Linked DNA regions of Homo sapiens: regions 1 and 2 are each linked to region 3. A link is a contact called in ENCODE Hi-C or POLR2A ChIA-PET data. All regions are on one chromosome and are shown on one strand. Each heading gives the region's core, a stretch centred on a gene start or an enhancer-like site at or near the end of the contact. The rest is flanking DNA. Distances are from core to core; before and after follow the strand shown. Region 1 overlaps ACSF2 (acyl-CoA synthetase family member 2). Region 2 holds the start of PICART1 (p53 inducible cancer associated RNA transcript 1). Region 3 holds the start of COL1A1 (collagen type I alpha 1 chain).

What was found. Hi-C counts contacts between places; a loop is a spot of excess contacts on that map. ChIA-PET counts read pairs that join two places held with the same protein, here RNA polymerase II (POLR2A). Pooled maps may share reads with other maps.
Region 1: a loop to region 3 is called in a pooled map, with 3 times the contacts of the local background. The contact joins the enhancer-like site here to the promoter of COL1A1 in region 3. A Hi-C loop is called at or near these places in 2 of 50 pooled maps. POLR2A ChIA-PET finds 5 or more read pairs at or near these places in 2 of 52 experiments (PC-9 and activated T-cell).
Region 2: a loop to region 3 is called in a pooled map, with 4 times the contacts of the local background. The contact joins the promoter of PICART1 here to the promoter of COL1A1 in region 3. A Hi-C loop is called at or near these places in 7 of 50 pooled maps. POLR2A ChIA-PET finds 5 or more read pairs at or near these places in 4 of 52 experiments (AG04449, AG04450, K562 and 1 more).

Annotation. Positions count from the first base shown.
Region 1 is chr17:50,450,908-50,454,043 of GRCh38, forward strand. All of the region lies in intron 1 of ACSF2 (acyl-CoA synthetase family member 2), which reads left to right. Among named protein-coding and RNA genes, the nearest start is that of CHAD, 16 kb to the right of the region's middle. Within about 2 kb of position 1,829, at least 4 of the 41 ENCODE cell types and tissues checked have a DNase peak (open chromatin) inside an H3K27ac peak, as active enhancers do; they include PC-9, where a contact is called at or near this core.
Region 2 is chr17:50,053,991-50,057,171 of GRCh38, forward strand. PICART1 (p53 inducible cancer associated RNA transcript 1) reads right to left here and starts at 1,749. Exons shown (of 3, transcript NR_038230.1): 1 at 1,639-1,749. ITGA3 (integrin subunit alpha 3) reads left to right here and starts at 2,120. Exons shown (of 26, transcript NM_002204.4): 1 at 2,120-2,655. The coding sequence starts at 2,450. RefSeq lists an enhancer at 548-1,074 and a silencer at 2,054-2,193.
Region 3 is chr17:50,200,381-50,203,735 of GRCh38, forward strand. It overlaps COL1A1 (collagen type I alpha 1 chain), which reads right to left and starts at 1,251. Exons shown (of 51, transcript NM_000088.4): 1 at 1,031-1,251. The coding sequence starts at 1,133. RefSeq lists a silencer at 466-515.

The DNA of each region.
Region 1 (3,136 bases), core at 579-3,078, 250 kb after region 3:
CTGCTGTAAACATTCATGTACGGGTTTTTGTTTGTTTTGTTTGAGACAGAGTTTCACTCTGTCACCCAGGCCTGTTGTGTAGTGGTGTAATGGTAGCTCGCTGTAGCCTCGACCTCTCAGGCTCAAGTGATCCTTCAGAGTAGCTAGGCCTCCGGAGTAGCTGGGACTACAGGTGTGCACCACCATGCCCAGCTAACTTTTAAATTTTTTTTGTAGAGATGGAATCTCACTATGTTGCCCAGACTAGTCTCAAACTCCTGGGCTCAAGCGATCCTCCCACCTTGGCTCAGAGAGTACTGGGCTTACAGGCATGAGCCACTGTGCCTGGCCCAAGTTTTTGTTTGAACACATGTTTTCAGTTCTTTTGGGCATATATTATAACTAGGAGTGGAATTGCTGGGTTATATGCTAATTCTATATTTAACTTTTTGAAGAGCCACCACACTGTTTTCCAAGCAGCTGAATCATTTTACATTCCCACTAGCAATATATAAGGATTACAGTGTCCTCACATGCTTGCCAACACTTGTTATTTTGTTTTTTTATTTTTTATTTTTTTGAGACAGAGTTTTGCTCTTGTCACCCAGGCTGGAGTGCAATGGCACAATGTTGGCTCATTGCAAACTCCACCTTTCAGGTTCAAGCGATTCTCCTGCCTCAGCCTCCCAAGTAGCTGGGATTACAGGCACCCATAACCACACCCGGCTAATTTTTGTATTTTTAGTAGAGACAAGGTTTCATCATATTGGCCAGGCTGACCTCGAACTCCTGACCTCTGGTGATCTGTTCGCCTTGGCCTCCCAAAGTGCTGGGATTATAGGCGTGAGCCACCGCGCCCAGCCCTTGATTTTATTTTATTTTTTTGCCTTCCAAGTGAGCATGATGTGGTACCTCATTGTGGTTTTAATTTGCGTTTCATCTGCTTGTTAGCCATTCATAGATTACCTTCAGCAAGATGTCTACTATTTTTTAATTGAGTCATTATGTGCATTATTTTTAATTCATTCATTTGGTCATTCATCTGAGCACCTCTTATGTTCCTGGCACTCAGACACTTGGGATAAAGCAGTGAACACATTAGTTGCCAACACTGGAAAGTCAAGAGAATTCTTAAAAAATAAAATTTCTTGCTCCTGACTTCTCTACTCAGATCTGGGCCTGAGTTCTCAGGAGCCAGCCCTCTGCTGGCACCTTTAAGGTGGGGCTGTGCTTTGTTTCTTCAAGGCTCCTATCTGGTCTCAGTCCCACCTGGGCCCTGAGAGCCTTGGGTTTTACAACACCCATGCTAAGTAGCTGATGCCTTTCCAAGTAGTTACTTTAGTTCTGAGTTGAGAACAACTGGCACTGCTGTTTTTCCTCTAACTCCTTAAGCTTCCCATGTCGCATTGAAAAAAAAAATTCCTAAAACCAAATCCCTTTAAGAATAGAAGTTGGGGCACCGTGGCTCATACCTGTAGTCCCAGCTACTTGGGAGGCTAAGATGGGAAGATCTCTTAAGCCTGAGAGCTTGAGGCTTCAGTGAGCAGTAATTGTGCCACTGCACTACAGCCTGGGTGACATAGTGAGTCTCAAAACAAAACGAAAAAATAGAAAAAGAAGTGTCGGGTCGAGGGGTGGGGCCGGGGGAGGGAGAGCATCAGGGTAAATAGCTAATGCATGCAGGGCTTAATACCTAGGTGACAGGTTGATAGGTGCAGCAAACCACCATGGCAAACGTTTACCTGTGTAACAAACCTGCACGTTCTACACGTGTATCCCAGAACTTAAAATAAAGTTAAAAAAAAGAAAGAAAGAAAGAAAAAGAAGTGGCCACCCTTTATGCCCCAGGCATTTGTGGTGTGGGCAAGGAAGGAGAATTGGTTTGTTTATGCTTCCTCTTTCGAAATGATGGGTGGGTCCTATGTTTATGAGCACATTGCATTGATATGAGTTTGTAGAACTCTTTTAATTCCTTGGAAGAGCCACCTGTTTCCAACTCAACCCTGCCCTACCCTGGTCCCAGTTTCTTGGGATCAGTTAGTAGAAATTGTGGAATAATAAAATTGAGGTTATATTATCTCTGATGATCAGATAGGAGATAAATTCCAAACCAGAAGGAACAGGAATCACCTATGCCCTCTCCTTTCTCCCAGATCTGAGGGTGGGGCATGGGCAGGCATGGCTGTAACGTTGAGGCAGTTGCACCGGGTCCTCTGCTCCTGGCTCGGGTGTTCATCCGCCACGTGATCCACTTGATCTCTTTGTACTTCAGCTTCTTTACCTGTGGAATGGGAGTTCATGATACTCACCTGCATTTTTTTAAACATTTTTTTAAAATTTGGGACGGAGTTTCACTCTGTGGGCCAGGCTGGAGTGCAGTGACACAATCTCGGCTCACTGCAACCTCTACCTCTTGGATTCAAGCTTCTCCTGCCTTGGCTTCCTGAGTAGCTGGGATTACAGGCACACACCACCACACCCAGCTAATTTTTTGTATTTTTAGTAGAGACGGGGTTGCACCATGTTGGCCAGGCTGGTCTCAAACTCCTGACCTCAGATGATCCACCCACCTCAGCCTCCCAAAATGTTGGGGTTACAGGCGTGAGCCACCGCGCTCGGCCTCACCTGCATTTTTCTAGGATTATATTAGTGTGTCTCAAAGAAACCCAAACTGAGAGTGACTGAAAGAAGATGGGGGCAAGGGAATGGTTGTGTGTCTTGACTATTATCAATATCAATATCCTGGCTATAATATTGTACTATAGTTTTGCAAGATGTTAACATTGGGAAAATTTGAATATTGATGCTGAAGAATGCATGAGCTATTTCTGTATTGTTTCTTTTTTGTAGTTTTTTGTGGTTGTTGTTTTGGGTTTGTGTGTGTGTGTGTGTGCTGTTGTTGTTGTTGTTGTTGTTGTTTCTGAGACAGGCTCTTGCTCTGTTGCCCAGGCTGGAGTGCAGTGGGTGTAATCAACCTTGAACTACTAGGCTCAAGAGATCTTCCTGCCTCAGCGTCCCAAGTAGCTAGGAGTACAGGTGCATGCTACTATGCCTAGCTAATTTAAAAAAAAAAAAATTGCCAGCCTGGGCAACATGGCAAAACCCCATCTCTACAAAACATACAAAAAAATAGCCAACCATGGGGTCATACACTTGT
Region 2 (3,181 bases), core at 499-2,998, 150 kb before region 3:
TGATTTGTAAACTGTAAAGCTAGGCCAGGACCCTTTCCCAGGCTCTGAATCTAATTTTGTACTCATAATTCTTATGAGTACAAAATAATTTTATTCTTAAAGAGCACCCCAGATTGCACAAGCTTCAGGACCCACCAAACTTGGACACGCCCAAAGTAGTGTATAAATGTTCATTATTAGCATAAGTAGTTAAGGGCTCCAGGGTCAGATAACACAGGATGAAAATCCTAGTTGTGTGACCTCTGCCAAATTGCCTAACCTCCCTGAGCCTCATTTTTCTCGTTTTAAAACAGAGATAACACTTCAAAGATTGTTGTGAGGATTTAACATTTGTGAAGCATTTAGCATAGTTCCTGCTGCGTATGTGCTTAATACATGGTGTTTTGTTCTTATTATTTTAAGAATAGATGGAGAAAAGAATGCTCGGGGAGGCCAGGCAGGGTGGCTCACGCCTGTAATCCCAGCACTTTGGGAGGCGGCGGGGTGGATCACGAGGTCAGGAGTTCGAGACCAGCCTGACCAACACGGCGAAACCCCGTCTCTACTAAAAATACAAAAATTAGCCGGGCATGGTGGTGGGCGCCTGTAATCCCAGCTACTCAGGAGGCTGAGGCAGGAGAATCGCTTGAACCCCGGAGGCAGAGGTTGCAGTGAGCGGAGATCGCGCCACTGCACTCCAGCCTGGGAGACAGAGCGAGACTCCGTCGTCTCAAAAACAAAACAAAACAAAACAAAAAAACAATGTTCCGGGGAAAATGGGTCTCTGAGCTGCAATAAGAGAAATGTGAGTTAGATCCAAGAAAGTACATAGTAACCTCTTTTTTTTTTTTGAGACGACGTCTCACTCTGTCACCCAGGCTGGAGTGCAGTGGCGCGATCTCGGCTCACTGCAACCTGCGCCTCCCGGGTTCAAGCGATTCTCCTGCCCCAGCCTCCCAAATAGCTGGAACTACAGGCGCCCGCCACCACGACCGGCTAATTTTTGTATTTTTTTAGTAGAGACAGGGTTTCCCCACATTGGCCAGGCTGGTCTCGAACTCCTGACTTCGTGATCCGCCCTCCCCGGGTTCCCAAAGTGCTGGGATTACAGGCGTGAACCACTGCGCCTGGCCAGAGTAACCTCTTGAAGTTCCCTTTCGATTTGATTCCTTGGTGGAGGAGACCTTTAGTCTCCGCCCACTTACTGCCACCTGGCCCTACCCACCAAACACCTGATGGGTGCTGACGTCCGAGCCCAGTCTCCAAACACTCTGTTCGAGCTTGGGTGGGAAGAGGGAGCCTCTGGGATTCTGCTGGGCTGGGCCCTGAAGGCAGGAGTGGACGAGAAATGGATACGGTCTAGGCTCAGCTTCCCGGCTACGCAGTGCGTTCTGTGAAGGACGGACTCATTTCTACATTGACAGTCTTAGCCTTTGATACCAGAAGTCGCAGCACTTAGGGGGAAAAATGCTTTTTGGTAATTATAATTAGCGACATTTGGTTGTTACCACTGCTAAATATGTCTGTCTTTGCTGAGGAGCCAATCTCAGCTCGGATCAGGGTGAGTGGATAGGAGAAATAAATCTCGGCAAAGACAGCGAGGGGCCTGAGTGCGAGGAAGAACTCCCAGAGACCGCCAGCCACCTCTTGGGGACTCACAGCGCTGCGGAGGCGAGTCCAGCATTCTAGCCAGCCGCGCACGGACGTCGGTTCCCAGATGCGCCAATGCCAGGTCTCTCCAGCCCGGCTGGCCTTTTCAGCAGCAGCAGCAGCAGCCGCAGGAAAGCGGCCAGACAAATCCCACCCCCGGCCCCGCCCGTCACATCCATCTTGCTCCCCAGGCGACGCTTTCTCGGAGAAGCGAGGGGCGGGGAGGGGAAATCTAAGCCTTTGGGGGTTGCCGACAGGTGTTTGGGGGAGAAGGCGGAGCTGGGGTAGGGAGGATGAGGAGGGAGGGGCGGTGCTGCCCCTTTAAGAGGAGGCGGCCGAGCCGGGATCTTTTTCTCTTTCCCCGGAAGGAAAGCGCAGCCCGGGCTGGGCTCGCAAGGTGGGGAGGTGCGGGACTGGGCGTGGGGAGGCGGGGCGCGCGCCGGGGGACCCCTCCCTCCTGTCCTCCTTGCGGTCGACCGGTGCGCTTGCCAGATCCGCCGCGAAGCCGGGATCGAAGGCGACAGCGCGGCCAAGGGGGCGCGGCCGGGACAAGCTGGGGGCCGGTTGCCCGGGGCAGGGACGGCGGCGACCCGGCCGCTGGGGAGGCAGGAAGATAGACCCACGGATCTTAGGAAGGGATCCGAGAGCGCAGCTGTGAAACTGGCTGGGGCTGGGGGCACGAAACCGATCAGCGCTACGGAGCGCAGCGGCCGGCGGGTTCCAGTGTCCTCCGGCGGCGCGGGGAGCAGGTGAACAGGTCCTCACGCCCAGCTCCGCGCCCTCACGCGCTCTCGCCGGGACCCCGCTTCCGCTGGCAGCCATGGGCCCCGGCCCCAGCCGCGCGCCCCGCGCCCCACGCCTGATGCTCTGTGCGCTCGCCTTGATGGTGGCGGCCGGCGGCTGCGTCGTCTCCGCCTTCAACCTGGATACCCGATTCCTGGTAGTGAAGGAGGCCGGGAACCCGGGCAGCCTCTTCGGCTACTCGGTCGCCCTCCATCGGCAGACAGAGCGGCAGCAGCGCTACCTGTAAGTGAAGCTGGAGGGTGTGGGGTGGGAGCGAGAGAGTGTGCGAGCGCGGGATGCGGGTCCGGAGCTGAGTCGGAGCCCAGGGCAGCTGGCCCTTGGGAGCCAGGATTAAGGGGCGGCCCTCTGGCTGCTGGGGGTTGGCGGGAAGTGGAGGATTGGGTGTGGGGTCGGGCAGTAATCATTGGCAAGTGCTGACGGGGCCAGAACCTGTCTGGACGCCACCCCTCCGCCCTTTAGATCTCTCATGAGAGCGGAAGTGGGGTCCCGGTGGCTGAGTCCTCTCCCATTCTGTGAACCGAGTACCCAGCACTAGCCTGTTCTCTCCAGGGCTGGGAGCTGGGGTAAACTGCAAGATAAACACCCAGCGGACTCCCCCCTTCCCGTACGCTTGGGGGAAAAATGAGCATATACATTTAAGCACCTCGCTGGTAGTCTGCGGCCACGCCAGCCACACCCTCTGCAGAGCCAGACTGGATGGCCTTCTCAACCGCTGGCTTGGCGGATGGAGGGTGAGGCGATGGGTGAG
Region 3 (3,355 bases), core at 1-2,500:
CCCGCCCCCATTCCCTGGGCAGGTGGGGTGGCGGGGGCGGGGCTAGGAGAATGGGAGCGGCTGATTGGAAGGGAGGCCCCCCCAAGACTTGAAATGTACCTCAAAATTAGGAGACACCCTAACCTCCAGCACCTAGACATCTTAAAAGCCCGCTCTCGGGGCCATCCCCAGTCCCCCAAAGCCAGCCAATGCCTCCAGGTCACTTTTAGCCAAAGAACCAAAAAGTCCGCAAATAGTCCAGAAGTTAGCTAACCACTCCCACCGCGCTAGCGGCTCCCCAGACGGCCACTAGGTGTCGGGCAACGCTAAGCAATGGGGCCGGGGCGGGGCCGACCTCACCGGCCCGACTACCTCTTTAAGAGGCTTGGGCTGCCCCATCCCTGGCTTTACTTTCCAGATCTAGAGGTGGGGGTCCGCACCCAGCAATAACCCGGGTCTTCCCGCTCCGGCTCCTGCCCCAGTAAGCGTTGGACCGGGAGACGCAGTGCTCAGCATCGGTCAGCAGGGGGCGCAAGGACCCCGCCCCGCCGAGTCCGCGCCAAAGTTTCTCATCCTCCACCCGCCCACGCTCCGCACCCCCTCCGCGGCTGCCCAGCACCCCCACGGCCCCAGCAACACTCTAGCCCGCAGAGAGGGCAATCTTTCCTTATGAATCATCCCACGGCCTTCCTGATTGCTTCTACATCTTGGGCTTCAAATGCCCCGCTCGGCGCCCCCATCCCATCTTCGACGTGCTTTCCTCACTCTGCACCCAGATCCCCACTTCCCCGGTTGCGCGCTCGGGATTCTCTCTTGCACCAACTCACGCCGCGCTCCACCCTCACCTCCCGCTCCCGGGGCGCGTTCAACCCCAACCTCGCCCCAGGGTGAGCTCCCTCCTGTCTCAGGGCGCCGAGGAAGAGCCCTCATCATCTCCCTTCCATTCCCGAGTCTCCGGATCATCCACGTCTCGTTTTAAGCCGCGGCCCCCGGGACCAAGCGCAAGGCGCGATATAGAGTATCCTTGCACTCCCAAAAGTTTGGGACTTACTGTCTTCGTCTTGGCCCTCGACTTGGCCTTCCTCTTGGCCGTGCGTCAGGAGGGCGGTGGCCGCTAAGAGGAGCAGGAGCCGGAGGTCCACAAAGCTGAACATGTCTAGACCCTAGACATGTAGACTCTTTGTGGCTGGGGAGGGGGTTAGCGTCCGCTCATGCGTGGCCTCACACTCCGCGTGCCTCCTGCTCCGACCCCGAGGAGAAACTCCCGTCTGCTCCGACGACTGGCCCGGGCCCCTTTTATACTGTCCTGATGGAGAGCAGGGAGGAACCCTGCCCCTCGGAGAGGGGGAGCCGGCCGCCCGTGCCCCAGCCAATCAGAGCTGCCTGGCCCGGCCCCCAATTTGGGAGTTGGAATGGAGAGGGGGAGGAGGAGGGAAGGGAGTCCACCCCACATCTCCCCTCTTCGCAGCTCTGCCTCCCCAGCCCCCCAGCCCAGCCTGGGCCAGAGGTGCTGTGGTAGGGGTGCAGCTGGGTCCTCAGAATGGCGTGGGCTAACCAGTGGGTAGGGGTGCCCCTCTGCTCTCTTCCTGGGACCTCCAATCTAGAAGAAGTGGAACTGGGGAACTGGGGAGCTGGGTGGGGAGACTTCCAAAGGTGGAAGGGTTGGGGGTGTTGGGGAGGGGGTCCTCCTGGCTGTGCCCCAGTCACCCTCTGATATCCTGGCAAGAGCTAAGGGAGGGGCATAAAGAGGCATGCTGAGGACCTCTCCAAAACAGAGGAAGCTGGGAATTAAAAAGATGTGCCTGTTTGGGGGTGTCTTCTGGTGTGGCTAGGGGATGGAGCTTAGGAATATTTGGGGAACAATTTACAGATTCCTTTCTAGACATTAAGAATCAGATATCTGAGGGAGGGGTGCAGGCAAGGGAGTTTTAATTTTGAGGATGTCAATTCTTCTGCTGTGCTCCAGAACAGAATCAAATGCCTTCCTCCAAACCCTAGGCATGATTGAGAGATGGAGTGGGGAGGCTGAGGTGCAGGGTGAGAAACATGACTAGGTGGCCTCTGCAGAAGAAAGCTTTGGTGGTTGGGTGATGGAGCAGCCAAGGTAGGGGTGGGGGATTCTAGGGACACAGAGGTGGGGATTGGGGCTTGCAATCCCCTAAAAATTCATCCCCCAAACTCTTCCACCCCAGAGTTGGGAAGTATTTTTAGTGGGAGGCCTGTGATCATTGGTGACTTAGAGAAGAGTTTTGTTTGCCATGGCTGTGGCCAGGGGCTGCTTAGAGACCCTCCTTCCCAGCACAGTCAAACCAGAGAGAACCTGGGTGGAGGGAGGGCACTTAGCTAAAGGGGTGTCTTTCTGGGAGCTGCATAAAGCCCCTTCTCCAGTTGTACCTGGACTCAGTGTTGGGGATGTATGGGATATTTTGGGTGTCTGGGTGAAACTTTCCTTTGGGGGTGTGGGATGGGCTGCAGAGGATGATTGACTTTGTTTTAGGGGCTACTTCCCACTGCCTCATCTCTTTCTTGAAAATCCCGGTCATTGCTCTATGCCTTAGGAACCAGAGAGAATCATCTGTACACTCTGAAAGGGTCTGGGGACCCGAAGGACAGCAGGCTATATCTAAGGAAGATGGCTCTAGAACTCCACGTCCTTTCTTCCTCCATGTCCCATTCCCCCAACAAGGCTCTGCCTCAACCCCAATCTACCTCGTCCTGAGAAACTCTGTAGGGCTGAGAGAAGGCCTGGGGGTCTCCTTGCAGTGCCCTGTTCATTTCTCTCCCTCCTGTGCAGCTCCCCACCCCGGGTGCTCCAGAGCTGCAAACGTGGAAGCGGGGAGTCCCGCCTCCCCCAAACCATCCAAGATTCCATTGCCTCCCCCCGCCCCTCTCCACGCCCTCCCCCAGCTGGTTTTGTGCAACGAAGGCAAAGGGGAAAAAAAAGGAACAGAAGGGGAGGGAGCCACGTCGGCTGGCCGGCTGGCCGTGGGCAGCCAGGATGAGCGGTGCGGGTGGGGCAGCAGAGGGAGACTGCAGGGGCTATAATTAAAGGGAAAATATAGAGTTTCCAGAGAGGCAGGGCTGGAGACAGCAATGGAGGGATGGACCTTCATCAATTATCCCGACCATGTGGCAGCAACTTGTGGCCCAGGGTCTGCCCCCGCCTAGTGCCAGCGACTGCAGGGCAGGACTAGGGGGCTGAGGTGCTGAGATGGCAGTTCTTGAACCCACCAAAGTCCTGCCCCCTACTGTGGGTCAGTTCCAAGAGAACCCCTCCCTAATAGGCGACAGGGGTCCTGTTTTTGGAGGGAACAGACATTTAGAGTGGTGGTCTAGGGCAGGGTGCCGCAGGGCTTGGTAGTATGAGGGTTAGTGA